Regions from separate parts of the Mus musculus genome. Here region 2 is linked to region 1. The links are chromatin loops, found by intact Hi-C in ENCODE. Cell type or tissue: left cerebral cortex. All regions are shown on one strand. Each heading gives the region's core, and the rest is flanking DNA. Links, peaks and the distances in the headings are about the cores only.

Region 1 (11,084 bases), core at 1,391-9,390:
GTTCTTTGTTCTTCTCCCTAGTGTGGCCTCACTGAATAAAGCTACTTTTCTGCCTTTCACTATTCATCTGCTTTGTCTAATTGGCTTACCGAAGGTTAGTGGGCCAGCCTGACTTGTTAGAGCCCCCAAGCTTATTACAGCTCCTACATCCTGACACTCAGCAGACCAAGGAAATTTTCCCCACCAGCAATCTCTGAGCTCTTTGATGGTGCCAGATACTGGGCAGTGCATATTTATTTTTATGTGTGTGGGTGCTTTGCCTGCATGTATGTTTGTGTACCACTTGTGTGCCTGGTGCCTGGGGAGACAAGAAAAGGGCACCAGATCCCATAAAACTGGAGATACAGACAGTTGTGAGCTGCCACATGGGTGCTGGGACCCAAGCCAGGGTCCTCTAGCAGAGTGTCATGGGGGGATTTCTGAAGTAAGCATTCTACACCCATGAAGGAAGAAGGAAAGAGATGTCGGGTGGGCCAAAGACAGGACAGTTCCAGGAAGGCCTGGGTCACGGCTCCGTTTGCGTTCTCTTGATTTATTGCTGTAAAACTACAAGGTGAGGAGGCCGGGCGAGCCAGTGGGACTTTCAGATGCTTACGTGGCAGTCCGCAGGTTGCTAAGGGCAACGACCCGTGATCTCAGCCATTTCTCCAGGTCATTCTGTTCCAGGTATCGGGTGAAGTCATCTTGGCAACAGGCAGTGCAAACAGTGCTTTTTAAGTAAGTCACTAAATAAATCAATGAATCAGCGTCTAACGATTGGTCTTTTCCACCTCATTCCACTTTAAGAGCAGCCAGTTGGCTAAGCCATCTTGCCAACCTTATTGATTTTGTGTGACAGGAACTATGTAGCTCTGGCTAACCTAGAACTCACAGAAATCAGCCCGCCTCAGCCTCCCAGACTGGGCAGTTGATATCAAGACGCTTCCTTCACTGGGCACCAGGCCCACTCTGACCCCTCCCCCACCACGGAGCATCACGAAGCAAGCGAGGGTTCTGAGCAACAACAAAAAGGATTGCACTAGTGCCTCCTTGCTTCCCACTTGGCAAGGTGTGCCAGAGGGGCCGTGGGCTCTCTGCGGTGTGGGCTCTTGGGGTTATGGGCTCTCGGAGGGCGGGGGCGGGGGGGGGGGATGCGGGGCTGTACAACCATGTCTAACACGGAACTTGGCAGGAAGTACATCTCACCTCAAACTTAAGGTTGTGAGAAATGTTGTTGGGTGTTTTGTTTTGTTTTCTACCAAAAGCCCTTATTTCCTGAACTTACCTTCCTCTTTTTGTTGATTAACCCAACTTCCAACTTGGTCCCCCTGCCTCCTCTGAGGGCTAGGATTAGAGGTGTTGTGCTATCCACACCCTACTACTTAATGATCATAATTAACTGTGTGTAGTCAAAAAGTAAAAAACAACAGAAACCCCCATTCAGTTCTAGACAAAGGGTAAATCTACAATCATTTGGGAAAATGGCTCGTCACTTATAGACGGTAAAAATAGACCTCTGGATGCAAAGGGATTGCATCATGCCCAGCAAAAAGAAGCAGTGCTTGTGTGACAAACCCCTGTGTCTTCACAGCCACATTCTCCGTCAGAGCCCTGCAGGAAAGACAGATGCAAGTGCTCATTAGTGATAAGAGAAATAAGTCAGTTTTGTTACATGTGTACAGTGAAATATTACATAGCGGTGAAAAATTAATGCTCAGAAGATATACTGCACAACAACAACAAAAAAACCCATCTCTTGAAAAGATAGCCAGTGAAGGAAACCTAATTCAAAATGCAAATGTAATTGTACAAGTTTGCCAAACAGACAAAGCAATTCTGTCATGTCATAATGCAAACACATGTTAGAACTCAGGAAGCACGTGGCCGTGACTACTCCAGAGGTTGGGGGGGGGGTGCTTCTGGGGTAAGTGAGAGGCAGGGTTAGGAGGATGAAACCTGAAAGAACAGAGTTTTCAAAGTTCATGGTAAACTTCAAAACTCAAGCAGGTCAAGACGGATTCAAACACTAAACTTCCCGCATCCCTTCCCAGGGTCAAATCTGTAGCCAAGCGTGTCGGCTCATGTCGAGATCCCCACACTTAGAGGCTGCGACCGGCAGAGCATCTCAAGTTTAAGACCAGCATGACCCCGTCTCAGTTAAAAGATAAAGCCACTTGCCACTGTCTCAAGGACTTCCACAGAAATATGATAGGGGTCTTGGAGGGGTTTTTTTGTGGGTTTTATTTTTTTGTCTTGTTTTTCTGTTTTTTAAATAAGGTCTTACTATGTGGTTTTGGCTGGCCTGGAACTCATGATGTAGAGCTCACAGAAATCTACCTGACTTGAATTAAAGTCATGTCCAGCCACACCCAGAAGGACTTCTTTTTATATATAATTCGCTTCGATAGTTTGCAATCGTTTTCATGTTTATTGATGAACTGAATTTGTCCTTTGACATTTTCTTACCGGTGTGCAGTGCATTCTCCTTACTCTCACCCACCTTATATTTTTCCCACTTTCTCCTTCCCACCACACTCCCCTGTCCCACATTCATGACTCCTTGTTTGCTTTGTCACCCGCTGGTTTTAACCAGGACCCTCTGTGTGTCCACAGGCTTGGAATTGTCCACTGTGGCCTGCTGGGTCTACGGTTTGGTTCTCTGAGGGCAATGACTTTCCCTCTGCTAGAATCATCAGGGATGGTGTCCTAGCAGCCCCCAGGTGACCCATGACTGGCTGTCAACAAGCCTCAGCCTATGCAGACACCGGGCAGGCCACCACAGCTGCTGTGAGATCCTGTTTACAATGGCTGTGTCATGTTCTAAAGATACCATTTTATATCTCTCCTACTTATCTCCCTGGCTCTTAAATTCCTTATATTCTCTCTTCCACAATATTCCCTGAGCCTTAGACAGGGCGGTACCCACTTGGGGGGAAGCACTCAGTCATCGTGGAACTGCAATGGATCTCTGCATTCACTACCCTCCACAGAAAAAAGAAAGAAAGAAAAAAGTCTCTCTCGAATGAAACTGGCACTGTCTGTATGTATAAACATGAATCTTTAGACTGCAGTTTGGTGTTGTGTGTCAGTTTAAATAAAAGTACTCATGAGGACCCAGAGGCAGTTTGAATATACTTGGCTCATAAAAAGTGGCACTATTGGGAGGCATGGCCTTGTTGGAGTGGGTGTGGCCTTAGAGGAGGAAGTTCATGGCTGTAGGGGTGGGCTTTGAGGTCCTATGCTCAAGATCTGCCCAGTATGGAAAAGAGTATCCTTCTGGCTGCCTTCAGATCAAAATATAGAACTTTTATCTCCTTCTCCTGAACCATGTCTGCCTGCAGGCTGCCATGCTTCCTGCCATGATGATAGTGGACTGTACCTCTGAAATTGTAAGCCAGCCCCAATTAAATGTTGTCCTTTATAAACCTTGCCTTGGTCATGGTGTCTCTTCAGAGCAATAAAACCCTAACTCAGACAATCCCCAGAGGTCTATAGCCTCGTTTTGTTTAGGCTTTTTTAGTTTTTTCTTTTTTCTTTTTTTTTTTTTTTTAATTAGGATTATGTCTCAGTGCCAGGGATATCTCCTTATGAGTTGTTAGTCAGAGAGGCCCCAGAGGCCCCGAAAACACTATAGACTATTGCCAATACTCTCGGTTGTCATTAGGAACTAGATGGTAGGACCTTATTGTTGCCTGAGCGTGGTGACACAGGCCTTTAAACCCAGTGCTTGAGAGGCAGAAGTGGGCAGATTTCTGTGAGTTTGAGGCTGGGCTGGTCTACTGAGTAAGTTCCATGCCAGCTGGTCTAAGCGTGCCTCCTAGGAAAACCCCGTCGTTAATTTAAAACACCCCTACTGCTGAAGACACTTCCACACCTTTGCTGCAAGATAGAAAGAAACGGAGCTGGGACTGAATCGGAAGCTTCCTCCCTGCTTGCCGGCTTCCGCGGTGTCCAGAGGCTCACGCAGGATGTGAATGATTCAGGCATAGGAAGCTGCCGAGAAGTAGGACTTAGGAAACCCAAGCTTTCCCTCGGAAGACATGGCTTCCCTAGCCAGGACAGACACCCTCGTCTTCAGAGAGAAATGGTGAAAAGGAGTATGTAGTGTGAGCATCCAGAGGAGTCGGGAACAGTGCGAACACCTGTGTGTCTGGAGGGCAGAGACGGGGCCTGTGACTTAAAAAGCAGGCTGTGAAGCTCTCTGAAGCAGGTCCATCACGTGCAGCCAAGCCAGGTAACTCCACATAGAGACCCAGGGCCCCAGGAGGCCTCTCGTGAGGGAAGAGATATGCCCCCACAGATATGTGCAGATACCGAGGCAGGGGGAGGGTCTGGCCTTGGAGTCTCAGGCACAACGAGTTGGAAGACTATGGGCAGCTTGTCTACAAGGTCTTCTTTCACCCAAATCCAACTGTGCCAGCTCCACATCAGCCCAGCAGCTCCTGTGTCTCTCAATATGAGGGTCCCATGTGCTTGTACTCCATCTAGGACTAGCTTCCCACTGAGACAGGGAGAGAGTGGTAGGGGACAGGATTAATCCAGGGCCCCTGGGGACTGGCAACCAGAAGAGAGGTGAACTCCAGCAATGCCAGGCCGAGAGACTGAAGGAGCTTGCAGGAGACCGCAATGTGAATGATTCCTGTCAGCTCCAAACCTACTCTGGCCACTCCATCACCCAGGGACTCCTGGTTACTAAGCAACCCCTGCCTTACCTACTACGTCTGCTCTTGTTCCTTAGCAACCCTTGCATAACCCAATTCCCTTGAGTTCAGAGTTGATATCTATAAATTATAAGTAGATGGGTGCTGCTCCAGCAATGGAGAGAAATTTTATATTAAATTCTGGTCTGTAGCTAGCGTCCTCATGAAGGCAACCAAACTCTTCACGTTGGCAGGCTCAGCCTTGGCTTCCAAATTATGCTTCTTTTGATATTTTATTTCCAAAACTGGACCTACCCTGTTCTCCTCCCACCCCTCAGTTTTCCTCCTTTCCCCTCTGAACTGTCCCTTCCTCTTCTCTACGAAATACATTGAAAGTCTTATATTTCCAGGGGCTAAGGGGGTTTCAGATGTTGGTTGATCTACCTTTTCTAAATACGGGGCTCTAAATATTCTAATACCCCTCTGGGGGATTCTTCTCCCCAAGCCACAACACAGATTAACCCCACACAGTGAGGGTAAGTGAACAGAGAATCAAGGCTCCTCCACTAGACCCAAGAGAAAAAGGATTCACACTTTGTGTGTTAGAGCACCCCCTGCTGGAATGCCTGCGTTATAACATGTCTGAGAAGCCGCCCTGTTTCAGGAAATTTCCTTTGGCCTGCTGGTCTGAGCTTGCCTGATGGTATTACAGAGAAGCTAGCCCACTGACTAGAAAAACAGCTCTAGCCTGGTGCAAGCAAACAGACTGCAGAGAGGAGGTGAGCCTTGTCTATGCTTGGTTCTCCTTACATGCCGTGTGCCTTTCACCCAGAGAGAGAGGGAGCAAGAGAGCCCTCACTCACTGGCCCCCAGAGTCACACTTTATTCCAAGGCAGTCTGAAGGAGCCGAGCTGACAGCAGATCCATCCCCTTTGCAGTGGTCTCTAAGCCTGTCCAAGTTGATTAATTCAGATGCATAGATTTGAGAGTGCAGAAGCCAAATGGACATACTTTCAAACCAGCCCCAAATCAGAGGCCAACGACCTTCAATGCTAGGTCCAAAGCAAAAAGAGAGGGCAAAGAAAAAGAAAAGAAAGATTAGGGGAGAAAGTCGATCCTCGTAGTGCAGGCCCGTAACCTTAGCTACTCAGGAGGCTGAGGTGAGAGGATCGTGAACTCAAGGCCAGCCTGAGCAACTTATGGAGACAATGTCACAAAATAAACATTAAAAAAGAGGCTGGGATTATAAACTAGAAGTAGAACACTTGCCTAGCATATGTGAGGTCCTGGGCTCAATGTTTAGTCCTGAAGAGGCAAGGAAGTAAAGAGAGAAAAGTGGGGCGGAAATGAGGAAGGCAGGCAGGAGGGAGAAAAAAAAAACTCAAGGAGAAAATGAGAAGCACACAATGCTTAAAATGCTGACAGTCAGCGGAGAGCTTAAGGATGCTGCTGGGCTCCTGTCATCCCCTCTCAGCTCCTCTGCTCCTCCAAAAGCCGAGGTGACTTGGGTGATCCTGAGGGTTTCCGTGACCGACCAACAGCAACAGACAGCTGCAGACAAGTCCAGAGAGAAAGCGATGGGACATGAAGTGAAAAGGCATGAAGACTCCGCTCCAAGAGTCGTTTGCCCTGGTATAGCCATGAGGCCTTGTCCCAGACCACATCATTCCAACCTTGGGCTGTGAATGTGTTGGGTTGACCTCACGAGCTGTCACAGAGCTGATTTCCTGGGACTGCCGATTCTATCTGAATAAACTCCAATACGGGTGGAATTTACAGTCCCATAATTCAGGAATGTGGGGAAGGGCCTCACCCAAGTTGGGGAGGGCAGAAGCTGGGGGAAGGGCAGACCTGTCAACAAGTAGATGGAGCCCCCACACCTCCCTCCCAAGGACTCTCCCCCCTGATAAACTGTCATATCAGAAACAGACTCAGAACTCAGGCAGGCTCCAGGCCCCAAACAGGGCAAGCCAAGATGGGCGGGAAGACAGCTCTGGGCTCAGCTGGCTGGAGAGGCAGAGCTGGCCACAAGGCTGCAGAGTCATTTCTGCCAGCACCAGAAAGAGGCCACAGGCCGCAGCTGCAAAGCCACTGAATTGGCTCCTCTTTCCCAGGTCAGACCTCTGGAACTAACCAAATCAATAGCTGGAGTTCCTGGTACCCATGAATCGCTCAGGCTGTCCTAGGGAAAACATACGTCAAGCCCGGAACTATGCTGAGTACTGAAAACACCAAAATGAGGAAGGCAGAGCCTGGGTGAGCATTTCCCCACTGAGTTTCAAAATTAGTACAATTAGGTTTGCCATTGATTGGACGATTCTGATAAATGACGTGCAGAATGGTATGAGCGTGGGGCCCGGTCCGTCTGAGAGCAACGAGAAAAGCCACATGGTGAGGTCAACGGAGAAAGCACTGTGCCTTGAGGTGTGTGCTCAGGAGGACCACTCAGTGATGAGGACAGCAATTGGGGCATTGATGGCTTTCAAGACGATATGAGACCCCAGGACTGTAAATCAAGTGAAAAGGGAAACAAGCTAGACCCGGAACACCAGCTTCTTAGATGGCCCCATGACCGCAGCTGCCCAGCATCCTCACCCTGTGTGTTCTCCACTGACTTCAGACCAACTGGCAAAAAACCAGTCTTGCCTCTGAGTGATTAGGACAAAAAGCTGAGTGCCATCTTGGGCCCTCCCTGCCCTCCTGTCTCCGTATTGGCTCAGTCCTATCTAACACATTGAGAGTCACCCATGACAAGGTCCAGGAAGCAAAGACCTGAGTTTTGCAGCCATCTACTCAGTGAGCCAGCTTGGCAGCTAATCTTTGAGCCCTGGTCTAGTGAAGACAACTGCAGCCCAGATGGTAGCTTGACCACAACCTCATGAGAGCACTGAGCTGGAACCAGCAGGTCAGAGCCAATGTGTTCTCTAGCTTGAGGGTTGCAGGCTCTTTTGTTGTGGAGCAATGGGCAACTAAACCAGGAGCCTCGAGAATAATAAAGCCATTCAAGAGATAACAGAAAAACCCTAGAATATAAAGGGCTTTGAATAAAGCAGCCATAATTAAAACATTGTTGCATTGATGCGTGAACAACTGAAGTCATAAAAGCAAAATTTCAGAAATAGACCCAAACACCTTTGGAGGTAAACTCAGGCTACAGAGTAAGACTGATCCTCCCTCTCCATCATTTAGTAGATATCGATTTCCACTAAGCCATCTTGCCAGCCTCATATAGCAACCGCCATATTTTACACACACTCCTGATGATAGTTTTCTAGTAAACAGTGGTGACACTTATTAACTGATCTGAAGAAAAAAAAAAGTCCAGCTTATAAACTGTGTACTCTGTTCAGAAAAGAGTAAAGAACTTTTGAGGCAGGGTTTTACTATGTAGCCCAAGCTGGCCTTGAACTGACAATCTTCCTGTCTCTTCCTCCTGAGTGCTTGGATTATGAGCATGGCCTTCATGCCTAGCATGTTGCTGTGCCAAGTCCACGCATAGCCCCTCTAGGGCCATGGACCTGACCAGTAAGTGAGGGAATAAGGAAAAGACGGACAAACAAGCTTACAGAAAAACCGGGCTTGGTTGGTCTGGGGTCTCAGCGAAGTTAGCACTTTAAATCAGGCATAACATGTGCCTGCAATCCTAGCTACTTGGGAGGCTGAGTTAGGGTAATTCTAAGTTCAATGTCTGCCTGGTCTACATGGTGAGTTCAAGGCCAGCCTGGGAAAACCAGAGACTTAGTGTCCCAGTGAAATTTAAAGGAGGAGAGTGGGGATAGCTCAGCACTTGCCTAAGTGTGCAGGAATCTGTCTGTGTTCAACCCTAGTACTGAGGGGAAAATAAACACACTTTCTCTTGTGCAATTGTTTTCAGTTTTATTTTATTGTCTGAGAATTTCATAAATGCATATAATGTGTTTTAATCAAATCTACCCTCATTTCCTCTCCTCTACCACTTTTCCTTCCAACTTTACATGCTCTTTTTTTTCTCACTGAGTCTACTTAGGGCCGTCTATACATGTATTATGAGCAGCTACTGGAGCATGGGCAGCCCCTTAAGGGCCACATGCCTGAAGAACACCGACTCCCCTACCTCAGAAGCCATCATTTGCCAATAACTCCTCAGATAAAGTGAGACCTCATGAGCCCTCCCCTCCCCATGCTGGGATTTGGGCTGTCTTGATCCTAACCAAACAGGTCTTAGGCACAAGTCTCGGTTGCTATAATTGGTGCCTGCAGACACAATGACATGTCCAGCAAATGCTCTTTCACCATGAATATTCACTCTCTCTGGCTCTTAGAAGATTTTCTGCCCTCTCTCTTCTGGAATGAGCCGTGGGAGTGGGGGTGATACAGACATCCCATTTAGAACCAGGCATGCACAGTCTTGTACTCTCTGAAAAGTTAAACCCTTAGTGACTTAAGAAAGATGTTCAGCTGCTGCTTCTCGTCCACAGCGGAATCACTATGTCTGAGTAAACTGAGAAAAAAATGAGACGGGCATTCCAGAGAGTTCTCTGACTAGAAGAATGGAGGGATATCCTCCGAAGAAACTGCAAAACTAAATAAATAAAAAGCAAAGATATGAGCTCTCCTTGCCTCCATTATGTGGATATTAGCAGTGAGTGCTATCATGCCTTACACAGCAGAGTATACTGAATATAGGTCTGGGCAAGTGACAGCATCATTTTGAGGCAGTCATTGAGATTTTAGAGAAAACTGAATCAGCTATCGCGAATGTAGAAATGATACACTCTTTGAAAGCCAAAAATTGTCAGCTTTCAAGCTAAGAGTGAAATAGTTACTGGAACATCTCCCCAGATAAGTTATCTCCCTGCCTCAGCTGGAGGAGCCCACAGCGACTCAAGAGTGACAAAGCTCGGACTCCCTCATTCCTCATGGTGCTGAATGCAGTCCGTGAATGGGATTTGGAGCAGCTCAATGCCACTTTGCAAGGATGCAGTCACTTGTCAAATTCAGGGCACAGCTGCAAGCATGAAACCTACATTGCTCTCTCTTCTCTTCTGCTTCATGCATAGGGACTGAGCGTTTTCTCGTAGCCTCGGAATATCATCATGGACTACTCATAACCTCTTCTCTTATCTGAATACTTTTTTTTTCTTTTTTTTTATCTGAATACTTTTTATTTAAGTATTTTGAGATTTTGGTACATGAGTACTGCATTTAGTATCTTTTCCACCCCCTCTCCATATATATGTACACATATATACATGAGTCCATTTAGTGTTGCTCTTCCATGTGTGTGCTTAGGGCTGACCTCTTGGATAACCTGTCAGGATGCCCATCCCTGGGCTGATTCTCTCTGCAGCGTTGCTCCTTGCCTGTAACTCTTCACCTGCGGTGAAGCCTTGTGAGATTTCCCCCTTCCACACCATGACAGCACCTTGTTTAGGTTGCTTGGTAACAAACACAAGTGGTGGTGAAGTTGTGTGGACCTGTGTTTTGGGTTCTCCCTCTCTCTCATTTTGACCAATGTTTTTGGTTTGCATCCTTGAACAATAGTTTTGACATTTCCAGTGGTGACACAAAAGCCATCGTGGGTAAAGCTGCCAGTACTTAGAAGACAAGGCAGGGACAACACACTGTCCCCACTGTTATTCCTTTCTTCCTGTCAGATTATCTCTGTGCCTGTGATTCTTGAGAGCACATCTTTTAAACATTCTTTGTGAAGAAACAGGAATTCCACGTCCTGAGTCTACTGTATCGTGAAGAGCAATGGTTATCTTAATAAATCATTTGCAATGACTCGTAATGTGGGCCGAACTACCATGTTTGTTCACATAATACTAGTTTCATCAGAAAGAGTGTCAAACTATGATTATTCAGATTTGGATATTTGGCAGGCATTCTCTCAGAAATGCAGAGAATGTCAGTTCAAGAAAAATAACTGCAACAGTGCCTGTCAGTGGTAATATCTGAACTTTCCAGCAAAAATATAAGATGTGAACAATTTTACAACTTTATGACACTGAGTTTGCTAACGACACGATATGAAATGAATATGATTTTTTTTAATTTGGGCATTGCACGAAGAAATGTGTCAGCATATAGACCTGTATACCTAGTGAAAGAAACCTCCAGATGACCAGTGTGCAATGCTACAGCATCATATGTATGCGTATGAAATGGGAATGCACTCAGAATGTATGACAGACCAATAGCATTTTAAGATAATGGGACTGAAACACATTCATTAATATTTTTTTTCAGATTCCACATTGCAACTAACCCTTTTAAAACTACCAGTGGCCAAGTTTTGGCATGGCATCACACAATATTTATTTGCTGCCCATCAGACCTAGATGGTAAGATTCTATCACTAAGGACATCGCATCCTCTGGACACAGGACATGGGAAAAAATAAAGGTAGACACATATTGAGAAGTCTTTCCCTGATGGCTTTCCCTTATAAGGCTGGACACTTTATTTAGCTATGGGCCTTAT
Region 2 (11,084 bases), core at 1,774-9,773, 310 kb before region 1:
TGCCCAGAGAGAGTTTTCTTACGTAAGTGAGGAGTTACGATGGGGAAGCACCACATAGCTAGCTAGTGTTCTCTACCTTAGCCCCTGGTTTCTTAGGTAAATTGGACAGAAGAGGTAGTGAGATAGGCACGGTGGTGTGCTGCTCCTTATGACGGGCGCCTGATAAGGAAAAAAGAGTGAATAGTTTGCAGTGTTAAAGAGCCCTTTCTTGGAATCCATGGGAGAAGTTCATTTTTAAAATTATGTTTTAACTAACTAACTAACTAACTAACTAGCTAGCTAATTAATTATTGTACATTGTAAGGGTCTGAAAATCACTGAAGAAAGACCCCAGACTCAGGTAGCATGCAAAGACAAAGAGTGTTTATTCTACAGAAATAACCAGCATGCAGGGGTCAAACATTCCCCCAAATGGCAACCCTAGACAAAGATGAGCAAGCCTTTTTATAGAGAGCTGGGGGAACTCTCTAGAAGGATTAGATAATCTAAAATTTCATTGGTGCTAGGGGGTCACAGGTGGTCAGTGGTTCTCATGCCTATGCCATAAACATTTAACCATGGAATGAGATAGGGCCGGCCATCCTGCGGTAAGATATTTTCCCATTCTTGTGGTTATCCCCGGGCTGTTCTTTGGAAGAGGGTTCTATGGCCCTTTTCTCTGGATTTTATGGTCTGTTCCTGGAGCTTTTGCCTTATGGCCTTCTTTTTAAAATCAGGCCTGGTCCTTAAACGGAGACAAATGGGGTTCATGTTGTCCTTTCACCATCCCAGCCACAGCACCCCATAATCCTTTCTCCCCTCTCCCCATCATCTCTCCTTCTTTTCCTTTAGAAAACTGGATCATCTCTCCTTCTTTTCCTTTAGAAAACTGGAGGTCTTGTGGGCAGAGTCCAATACAGAAGATCATCTGTAAGCTCTGTGAGGTCACGGCGAGACATGCCTTTGGTCTTAGCACTAAGAAGGAGGATCTCTGAGTTCTAGGCCAGACTGGTGTGTTCCAGGACAGCAAGGTCTACACAGAGAAACCTAGCCTTGGAGCCTACCTGCGCCCCCACCCCCCCAAGAAAACAGCAGGGAAAAATATCCATGATTCAGAATGAAAGTGGGAAACTTAACAAGGGCTGGGTTGTGAGAAAGTCTGATAGCAATTGAGTTAACTGCTTCAGTTGGGAAGGACTTTTAAACAAGTGAAAAGACTCTCTCAGCCTGGCTTACAAGGCTGGGGTGTGGGGGCCATGAAAGCAGCCTCAGGGGTGTGGAGCAGGGAAACTAATGTAACAACTTATGCCTCCTCCAGACAAAGGCAGAATAGTTTGTAATGTTAGGGAACTCTGTCCCTGGGGATTGTGTAAGAAGAAAACAAAGCAGAGGTTCCTTAAGTACTTTGAAGACAGGGTCATTTCAGAATAAACCAGAGAAGCTGCTCAGAGAGGCTGGGGAGAGGAGCTGATCTTACAGGCTGGGGAGGGCTTCCTTAAAGCACTGAGTTTGGGTGCAGGATGGCCACATTAGTGCTTAAAGTAGGATCCTCAGGAATGGTGTATGTGGTGCTGGCTTCAGGAAACCGACGTCTAGGAGAGTTGACACTGAGGGATCAGGGACTATTCGTGGTGGGTTGCCTCAGAGACATGTTCTTGTTTTCTCAGATTGGTTCATTCAAGGCGGTTGAGAACTTGGCGTTCAGCAGGTCCTGTGAAAATCAGGAATTGGAACAATATGGGAAGGGCAGGCACTACTGAGAGAATCAGACACAAGAAAGGCACTCTTCGATTCCCAGTTTTGTTTTCTTTTTCTTTTTCTTTGTTTTGTTTTTAGCCAGACAGGACTGTGCTTACTGGAGAGTTGAAAATTGAGCCAGGACCTCAGAGCTGGTATGGGGTTTTAGTAGCTTCGCCGAGGAGATGTTTATGAAGTAGGAGAAACTTAGATGGTCCCAACTGCCTTAGAGCAGCCTATGAATCAGGTTCTAAAAGTGCTAAGACAATCAAAAGGAGAGAGGGGCCAAGAAAGACAGACGAGGGGGTTTGTCAGTTACTTGAAGGCAAATACTTCAGGATTGCTGTTGAGCTGTAGGTCCCAAGGAAGAGTTGACAGAAAGCCCTATGCCCGCTGGCAAGCTTCTGGAAGACTTTAAAGTCCAAAGAATAGTTTACAGACTGCAGAGCTGATAAAACAGAGCAGGTGTTGGGGCTGAGGTTCGTCACTTGTTAAAAGTGTCCCAAGGACCCAAGTTAAACAAACACAGACTAAACCCTTGCAGTCAAAAGACTAAGCGTGTCTCAGGAGAGGGTAGCTGTGTGCCCAGATTAAGCCCTGCATATTTTCTTCCTTCCTTTCTTCCTTTCTTCCTTTCTTCCTTTCTTTCTTTCTTTCTTTCTTTCTTTCTTTCTTTCTTTCTTTCTTTCTTTCTTTCTTTCTCACTCTCTTTCTCACTCTCTTTCTTTCTTTCTTTCTTTCTTTCTTTCTTTCTTTCTTTCTTTCTTTCTTTCTTTCTCACTCTCTCTCTCTCTTTCTTTCTTTCTTTCTTTCTTTCTTCCTTCCTTCCTTCCTTTCTTCCTCCTCCTCCTCTTCCTCTTCCTCTTCCTCTTTCTCCTCCTCCTCTTCCTCCTCCTCTTCCTCCTCCTCCTCCTCCTCCTCCTCTTCCTCTTCCTCTTCCTCTTCCTCTTCCTCTTCCTCTTCCTCTTCCTCTTCCTCTTCTTCTTCTTCTTCTTCTTCTTCTTCTTCTTCTTCTTCTTCTTCTTCTTCTTCTTTTCTGTGAAAAGATACACTGAAGATGGACATCACTCACCTCATCCATCTCCAAGCAAGCAGCCTGGCTTATGAAGGAGCTCCTGTCCTCACCACAGCACTGTCCCAGACACAACAGATCAGGGGCCAGCCTGAGTGACAAGGTGCTACAGGCTGGAAAGCAGCTCTGTCCCCCCTTGGCCTCGGGAGGGGTCTAACAGCTTGAGCTGGCACCACTGAGAGAGTGTGTGGGGGTACACGGTTACCTCAGTTCCTAGGATACAGAGGGGACAGGGCTGATGGGAAATGGTTGAGTTGTAGAAAGGTAAATAAGGCAGTGCCTCTCATCTATGTCACCTTACTCAGCACTGTTCCCCAAAGACACGATGCATACCAGACATGGGATCATTCCCTGCCACACAGGTCCTTGCTAACATTTTATGTTAGCTCCTGACTCTCGAAGTAATGGGTACTGCCTTTGAGTGGACAGCAGTGGGGCCTTCAGAGATCCATCATCCATGTCTATGCAGGTTTTATTACATGGGTGTTTTAATGCTAACCTTAGAGTGTCTTACAGAGCTGGAAAAGCAGGTAGAAAAACAACAAGACTTTCTTTAAGAAAGTGGTATTCTGCGTGGGTGACGAAGGCATGCTCCAAAGCCATCAGCTGTTAAAAGGAGATCTCAGTGCCAGGGCTGGGCTATCTCCCTATGAGGCTCCTTAAACAGAAAATGCTAATGCTACACGCCTGAACTCGATGGTCAGACTGCATTGCTGAAGACACTTGCAGGCTTTGCCCACAGAGCACGGACACATCAGGGTGGCACTCAGCTGGAACCTCTCCCTGTTGGCTGGCTCATAAAGCACCAGGCAGTGCCGTGAACACCACTGTGGGAGAATGCTAACCAATCGTTCTGCTTAGCTGTGGACTCTGTGAGTTATGCTAGCCAGACATCAGGCGAGTGGGTGTGGTAGTGGTGCAGGCTGTTACAGGGAACACACGGCTCTCTGGTTGTATGTAAGGCTTGTTCCACAGAGGAGACTCATGCCTGAGAGTGTAAGCCATTTTGTTGAGGCCAGCCAGCGGCCCACATGTCCGGGTTCGAGCCTGGAAAGCATCTTGGAATCTGAAAGAAAAGAGGGAAACTAGGCGGTGGCGGGAGAAAGAATGGAGCTAAGACAAGGGTTCTGATCAAAGCTCAATTTTAATATTCAGAACACTGGGTTATAAAGAAGAGGGGAGGGGCCCATTCTCACCAAATCATCTTCGGAGTCCAGTTGCAGGTGACCGCGTAAATACTTCAGAACAGCTAGGCAGCAGGTAGTAGCAGTGGAAGTGGCAGACCGATAGGGTGGCAGACTCCACCCCCATGATCTCCTGGTGATACACAGTCAAACCTGATCAGCCAGATTTCAGGCTGAGGGGGGGAGGTTACAACATTCTATTCTTCCTACAGTCCCTGAATTTCTAATTGGTTAATGAGCTTTGTGAAGGTTCAGTGGACAGTTCTGTCCTCCAAGAACTTTCATGTGCAGCACACATTAACAAAACAATGCTTATATGGGTCTGATCCCTTGTGTGTGATCCTTTGACCTAGACAGGTTTTAACCAGCATTGGGCCAGACTTTTCAACTGTTTCTGGGAACCCATTCAGATTTACAGAATATAATTTAGGTGACTATGTTCTCAATTACCTCCAGAAAGTTCCATAGTACCATTCTACATGTGAAAAGGATATAAACTAATTCGTGATATGTAATAGATGCTTTGGGGTATTTAGATTCACAATCCTGGATTTAGAAAGCCGCTCGGGTTGTAGTCAAGTTCCCAAGCACTACTCAAACTCCCTCCTCTTGGCTTGCTCCATTTGTCACATATAACCCATAGTAATTGAGTCACGGGTTTGATAGTGTAGAACCAAATGAAACTGGAGTTTAAAGGAGAGGTGGAGCTTGCTTGTGTGTGTGTGAGGGGTGAATCAATCAATCAATCAATCAATCAATCAATCTCTCTCTCTCTCTCTCTGTCTCTGATGTTGAGCTATGTCTTTTAGACATACTAGGGTTTAATATTAACCTGGAACAGCAGATGAACTTGGAGTGAAGATTCAACCTGTTCTTTCTCCTTAATGCCATACTCTGTAGCAGGGGGTTGGTTACCCACTTGGTTAGGGCCACTGGACAGGGAATTGGAGCTGCTGTTGGAGATGAAGTGAAAGGAGACTGAAAACAGACAAGAAGGGAAACACAGCCCAACTTCTTCCCACTTCTAGACCTACAGTCTCCTCCTAGTGCTCCCAACTAGCCACCATCTGCAAGAGACTTGGCTGGGATAAGTGGGAAACCAGTTTTCCCAGGCGAGGAGATTTGAGCATCTAGGCTGTGACTGTTCCGCTAGGAACTGAGCCAGTGTTTACTGTTTGCATTAATGAATAGGCATATAGATGTGCATGAAGATTGTCTACTCAATAACTTGGAGTGGTTGCAGCCTTCCCATTTACAGCCTGTCAAAACAGCTCCATCCCTCACCGCTCTGCCACCAGCTACCAGTGATGTCTTTTTGAGATGTGTTTTGACAGTGCAAATGATGTATAATGAAATTCAAAGGAGAGAAAAAAAGAGTCTTGTGGGAGGCAAATTAATTTTTAGTTATTCGAAATTTATAAGATTATTTCTGCCAGGAGTGACCAAAATCTGGTCATACTGTTTGGAATTAATTTTGGCATTTTTTTTCTTGAGGCACACATTTAAAACGTGAGGGAATGAGCTTCCTCAGATGGCAAAAGCACCACTTCTCGGGTGAAGGCAAGCCTGTTCCCCCGCGGCTGGCCTTGGTTGTGTTTCTCAGAAGTTCCCACTGGGGCGTCTAGAGCGGTCCATCTCTCTTGTCTTCTGGATGTGAAGAAGGTGGCGATAACACCCTTGTCCACTAGGGGGCTCTCGGACCTCTCTGGCATACAGACTGGGATGAGATCTGGTGGTGCCTGACACGGTGCTGCCTGTTGGGTTCTAGGTATCTCATACATGGGAGCAGGTCCCGGGGAGGAGAGGCTGCTCTGGTTCTAGAGGGAGAAAATTTCTATTTTATTCTTTTATTTACCCTTTTCATCCATTTATTTTTATTTTTTTGGTTTTTTGAGACAAGGTTTCTCTGTATAGCCCTGGCTGTCCTGGAACTCACTCTGTAGACCATGCTGACCTCGAACTCAGAAATCCGCCTGCCTCTGCCTCCCAAGTGCTGGGATTAAAGGCGTGCGCCACCACTGCCCGATTTCATCCATTTATTTTCACGACTTCATTCATTTTATGCTTACTGGTAGTGGATTTGAAATTGTTAGGAATAGGGAAATCAAAGTAGGGCTGTGTGTGTGTGTGTGTGTGTGTGTGTGTGTGTGTGTACATGTATGCATACATATGAACTTTTCACTTAGTGCTTGCTCTTGCAGTGTAAACATTACTTAACGCTGTAGAAATTGACAGCTGGAAAAATGACCTTGGAAATAATTAATCGTTTCTTTCATTTATTGCCATGGAAACTGACAGATGCCTGAAAGGTTCAGAAACTTTGGACTGCAGCTAACAAGTAGGGGTGTGTGGTCAGATTTTATTTCAGTATTCCAACTTATTATGAGCCTTAAGATCAACAACAAAACACAGAGAGGTATTCTTTAGTGTGTGTGTGTGTGTGTGTGTGTGTGTGTGTGTGTGTGTGTGTGATAATCCAGGTGTATAGAGGCAATGGGAGCTCAGGAAACTTAATTATAGAGTCTATTAAAATGAATTTAAAATTTTTACTAAAGATTTCCAGTGATACAGAAGATAGACCACAGATAAGTTAAGGGAAAATGCGTTAAAATGACTCCCTAAAAGCTTAAATACCCAGTACAAGGCAGTTCACAACTGCCTGTTACTCTAGTTCCAGGGATCCAATGATGCTCTTCTGACCTTCTTGGATACCAGGCACACACGTGGTGTACATATATTTATGTAGGCAACCATTAATATATACATTTTTTGAGGGCTGAGAGAAAAAAATTTAATAAGAAGAGCAATGAACTTAAAAAGCTTTTTAACTTCTTCTTCTTCTTCTTCTTCTTCTTCTTCTTCTTCTTCTTCTTCTTCTTTTTTTTTTTTTTTTTTTTTTGAGAAAGGGTCTTGTTCTGTAGCTCAAGATGGCCTAGAACTTACTATGTGGCTCAGGCTACCCTTGAACTTATGGGGTTTCTCCTGCCTCAGCTTTCTAAGTGCTTGGATCACAGGCACGAGCCACCTGATAAAAGGAGTGATCACAGGAACCACACAAAGCCCAGACAGTGGTTATAGCCTCCTCCTCTTCTTCCTCCTCTTTCTTCTTCTCTTCCTCCTCCTTCTTCTTCTTTGTCCTCCTCCTCCTCTTTCTCCTCTTCTTCCTCCTCTTCTTCATCAAAGAAATTAAGCAGACATTATATGCTCTCAGCAATAATTCTTTATTATTTAAAAATATGATTTTAAAATTGTTTTAGTTTGGGAAAATTAGAATAAAAATAGAGCCAAGACAATGACCATTTGAAAGGACATGGTGAAAATGTTCTTTAAGCCGCACAAAGCAGAAGTGACATTTAAGTCAATAAAAAATTACTTGAGCACTGTATTCAGACTTTTTAGAAAACTAAATTATAAAATGAGACAGTTCAGCAGCTCTGAGAGATTTTGGTGTCCCAACTCCTGAATAGTTAGACACCTGAATAAGCCAAGGAAGTAGAAGGTGCTGAACCTGTAAGGAAACAATATTTTTTCATAACCTTTAGGTTATTAGGCTTTAAAATAGGACAAATTATGTTTTAACAGAGTAATTATGGATATCCGAGGAGAAAATTACTTTAAAATCCTGTTTTCACATTCATCCACATTTTCACAATGAAAGAAGGATCTTAATGTTAAAGACACACATACCTTGATTGCAAGATACAGAGAGGTCAAACTTGGAATGAGCTGGAAGCTAGAGCCCTGCTGTCTAGCTTTTATAGTGTCGGGAGGCCCTAGCTATGTCGGTTTTCAGAGGAGCAAAGGTGTCAATAATCTTACTCAGCTGTAAACTTGAAGAACAGCAATACCAGCCTGACAGGCAAGATGGACACATTTGTGCACCAGTGGCACGATCGTTGTGAGTGTAACCAATGACTCCCTGTTTGATTTCAAGGCCTGCTCTACAGGAGGGAATTCATGACTGGTACTATAAATCCTATTTAAAAGTAATCGTCCAAAAAAAAAATCTAGGAGTAGGGAGGTCACAGGCTCCTGGGAGAGAGCTTGCTTCTGTAGTTTAAATTGACATAACACCAGACTGTGTCCTAAATATTCATGTTTGTATTGATAGACAAATGTTACTTTCACCTTAATCAGAGAAGTTGGTTTTGTTTTTTCCTGGTGAATGGCCATGAATGTAGAGATTCATGGCTGTTGAAGGTGCTGAGAATTTGTGATGGTTGAGTGCCCAGCCCTAACCAAGACATTTATACCATTTTCTCTAAGGTTTAGGAAACATCGTGGAGGAAGGGGTGGAAATAAAGTAAGAGCCTGAAGATAGGGAACAGGGAGCAAGATGCCATCTGCCGGGCATAGCACGGCTGCTATAATCATGAACTCACTGCAGTTGCCAGGGCTTGCGTGGAACCTGCACAAGAATGGGCCAGTGAACTGTTAGACATAGAGAGGAGAAAAACCTCATAAGGTTCTCTTCCTCGCCGATGAGCTGTCGGCTACTGATGGGTTGTGGGGGAGGGAGAGTCAGTACTTACAGTTGTCTATCTGTGGGTGAGCCTACTGGGCTGCGACAGTAGTTCCCAACTGTGGAAACACAGATGGCCCTGGTTAACTCAGTGGGTCACAAAAGGAAAAAAAAAAGTCATGAACCTGGGCTTGTGGGAGGAGTGGGGGCTGATGGGAATGAAGGGAGATGAGAGAGGCATATGGGGTGAGACTGATCAGAATGCATTATACGCTTGTATGAGCTAGTCAAAGAACAAATTTAAGTTATTAATAAAGGGTGGAGCTCAAGAGTAAGATGCCATCCATTGACCTCTGGCCTCTGTACTACACGTACACACACCCTCACAAGCACATACTTATAATTCTTGTATGCACAAAGGAATAAATAAGAAATTAAAAATCCCAAGAACTGAATTTTCCCTAAAGAATATTGTGTTAAATTATTATATTAAATTAACATTATATACTATTAAAATTTATAATATTATTAAAGTACCATTGTATGTAAGTTGGTATTATATGTAAAATTAAAATGTTAACTAAAAAACAACCAAGATGATAGCTAGACACACACTTGAAATCCCTGTACTTGTAGGCTGAGGCAGGAGGATCATGAGTCAATTTGGACTACACAGTGAGACCCATATTAAAACTAGCTAGCTAACTAACTAACTAACTAACTAACTAACTAACTAACACCTCCTCCTAAAAGACTAGCATACTCCTTAAAACAAAGGAAATGAAGCATATATGGGATGAACAATAGAAATAGAGCTGAACTCTTCACAATATTGTTTATAATCAAACGATGAAAAAGTGTGTGTGTGTGGTGTGTATGTCTGTGTGTGGTGTGTGTGGTGTGGTGTGTGTGTGTGTGTGCGTGTGGTGTGTGGTGTGTGTATGTGGTGTGTGTGTGTGTGTGGTGTGTGTGTGCATGTGCACACGTGTGTATATGCATGTGCAGTCACATGCATGAGTAGGTAGAGGTCAGAGGAGAACCTTGTTGGTTGGTTCTCATCTTTCGCCTTGTTAGAGACAAGGTCTCTCTTTTGGGTTTTGTGGTTTGAACACAAAGCAAGCTGACCCACAAGCTTCCAGGGTTTCTTTTGTCCCACACAGAGGGCCCGGCTTCATGTGGATTCTGAGGTTCAACTCAGTTCCTCATGCTTGTGAGGGTAGTTCTTTCTCCACTGTGCCCTGACTCTCCTTAAGTATTTTTAGCTTTTGAATGGCTAAGGATTTGCTAATGTTGTTGCTGAACTCTGGGCAATTCTAACTAGGACAAGAGGCTCGTGGACTACATCTGGAAAGGTAAAAAGATACTTGCCGTCTCTGTTCTGTGGACTAGGGTACTGCGGGATCACAGGGCCTGGGGAACAAGGGGTTATGACTACTCTGTGTGCTGAACTCTTTGATGGATTTTGAAATTGCCATCCTGTGTGTGTCATAGCAGTTAAAAGATGTCTAGGTACAATAAATCTGTTTTACATTGTATTTCTGATTTGAAGTTGGGTCTAATGATCTGAGGATGGAACTGTAAAATCAGTATGGTATAGGGAAACCCAGGGTGTGTGGTCACAGCTACAGGTAGAAAAAGATGAGGAGTAGAGACAACACCAAGACTAGAAGGACAATATGTGGAAAGGCTCTGCCCAGGAGTCCAAGTGAATCAGCAGAGGACTAGTAGAATTTGGGGACTGAGAGAGGAGAAATCTGTGGTAAAAAAGATGAATGGAGATGTGGTACTTTGAGTAAGAATGGCCTTGATAGGCTCATACGTTTGAATGCTTAGTCATCAGGGAGTGGCACTACTTGAGAAGGGTTAGGAGGTGTGGCCTTGTTGGTGTAGGTGTGGCCTTGTTGGAGGAAGTGTGTCACTGAGGGTGGGCTTTAGGTTTTTTAAAGCCAAAGCCAGTCCCAGTGTTGCTCTCTCTTCCTGTCTCCCAAGGATTTGGATATAGTACTCTCAGCTACTTTGCCAGTACAATATCTGCCTCTGTACCTCCATGCTACTGATCATGATGATAATGGCACCAAACATCTGAAACTGTAAGGAAGCCTCAATTAAATGGTTTCCTTTATAGAATTGCCGAGGTCACTGTGTCTCTTCATAGCAATAGACTACTGATTGAGAAAGGAGAAATGGTAGCAGAGAACAGAGAGAGATAGAGATAGAGACACAGAGAGACACACAGAGAGACAGACATACACAGACAGAGAGAGAGACATGAGAGAGAGGAGAGAGAGGGAGGGGAAGGGAGAGATGGAGAGAAGGGCAATGAAGGCCAAGACTGTTATTTGTAGAACATGAATGGAAACTGAGGTAAAGACGTGGCGTGATCTCTCTCTCTCTCTCTCTCTCTCTCTCTCTCTCTCTCTCTAGTCGGTGACTACCCTCTGTCCAGATAGTCGGTGACTACTCTCTGTCTAGATAGTCGGTGACTACTCTCTGCCAGACCTTCTTTAGATATTAAAATTCATATTCTCACATTCATGGACCCAAGTGTTCCCAAGATTTCCAAGTTCTGAAAGCTATAACATCTGAGAGAGAATTTCTCTGTATAGTAGGTAACTAAGCCTGGGACTCCTTGAAATATGTATTTGAAATG

The links. Peaks named below come from ENCODE experiments on the same cell type or tissue, not always from the same donor. Only the 100,000 strongest peaks of a DNase experiment are listed, where the experiment ranks them.
Region 2: a loop joins it to region 1, with 2.4 times the contacts of the local background. A loop is called at or near these places in 2 of 42 quality-filtered maps.

The regions. Positions count from the first base shown.
Region 1 is chr14:55,142,842-55,153,925 of GRCm38, reverse strand. No RefSeq gene overlaps it. Among named protein-coding and RNA genes, the nearest start is that of Gm46455, 6.4 kb to the left of the region's middle. In left cerebral cortex, for the core only: a CTCF peak has its summit at 5,244 (motif pointing left); DNase peaks (open chromatin) are centred at 3,917, 4,650, 5,243 and 6,706.
Region 2 is chr14:55,453,046-55,464,129 of GRCm38, reverse strand. No RefSeq gene overlaps it. Among named protein-coding and RNA genes, the nearest start is that of Gm41158, 9.9 kb to the left of the region's middle. In left cerebral cortex, for the core only: a CTCF peak has its summit at 5,649 (motif pointing right); DNase peaks (open chromatin) are centred at 3,667 and 5,649.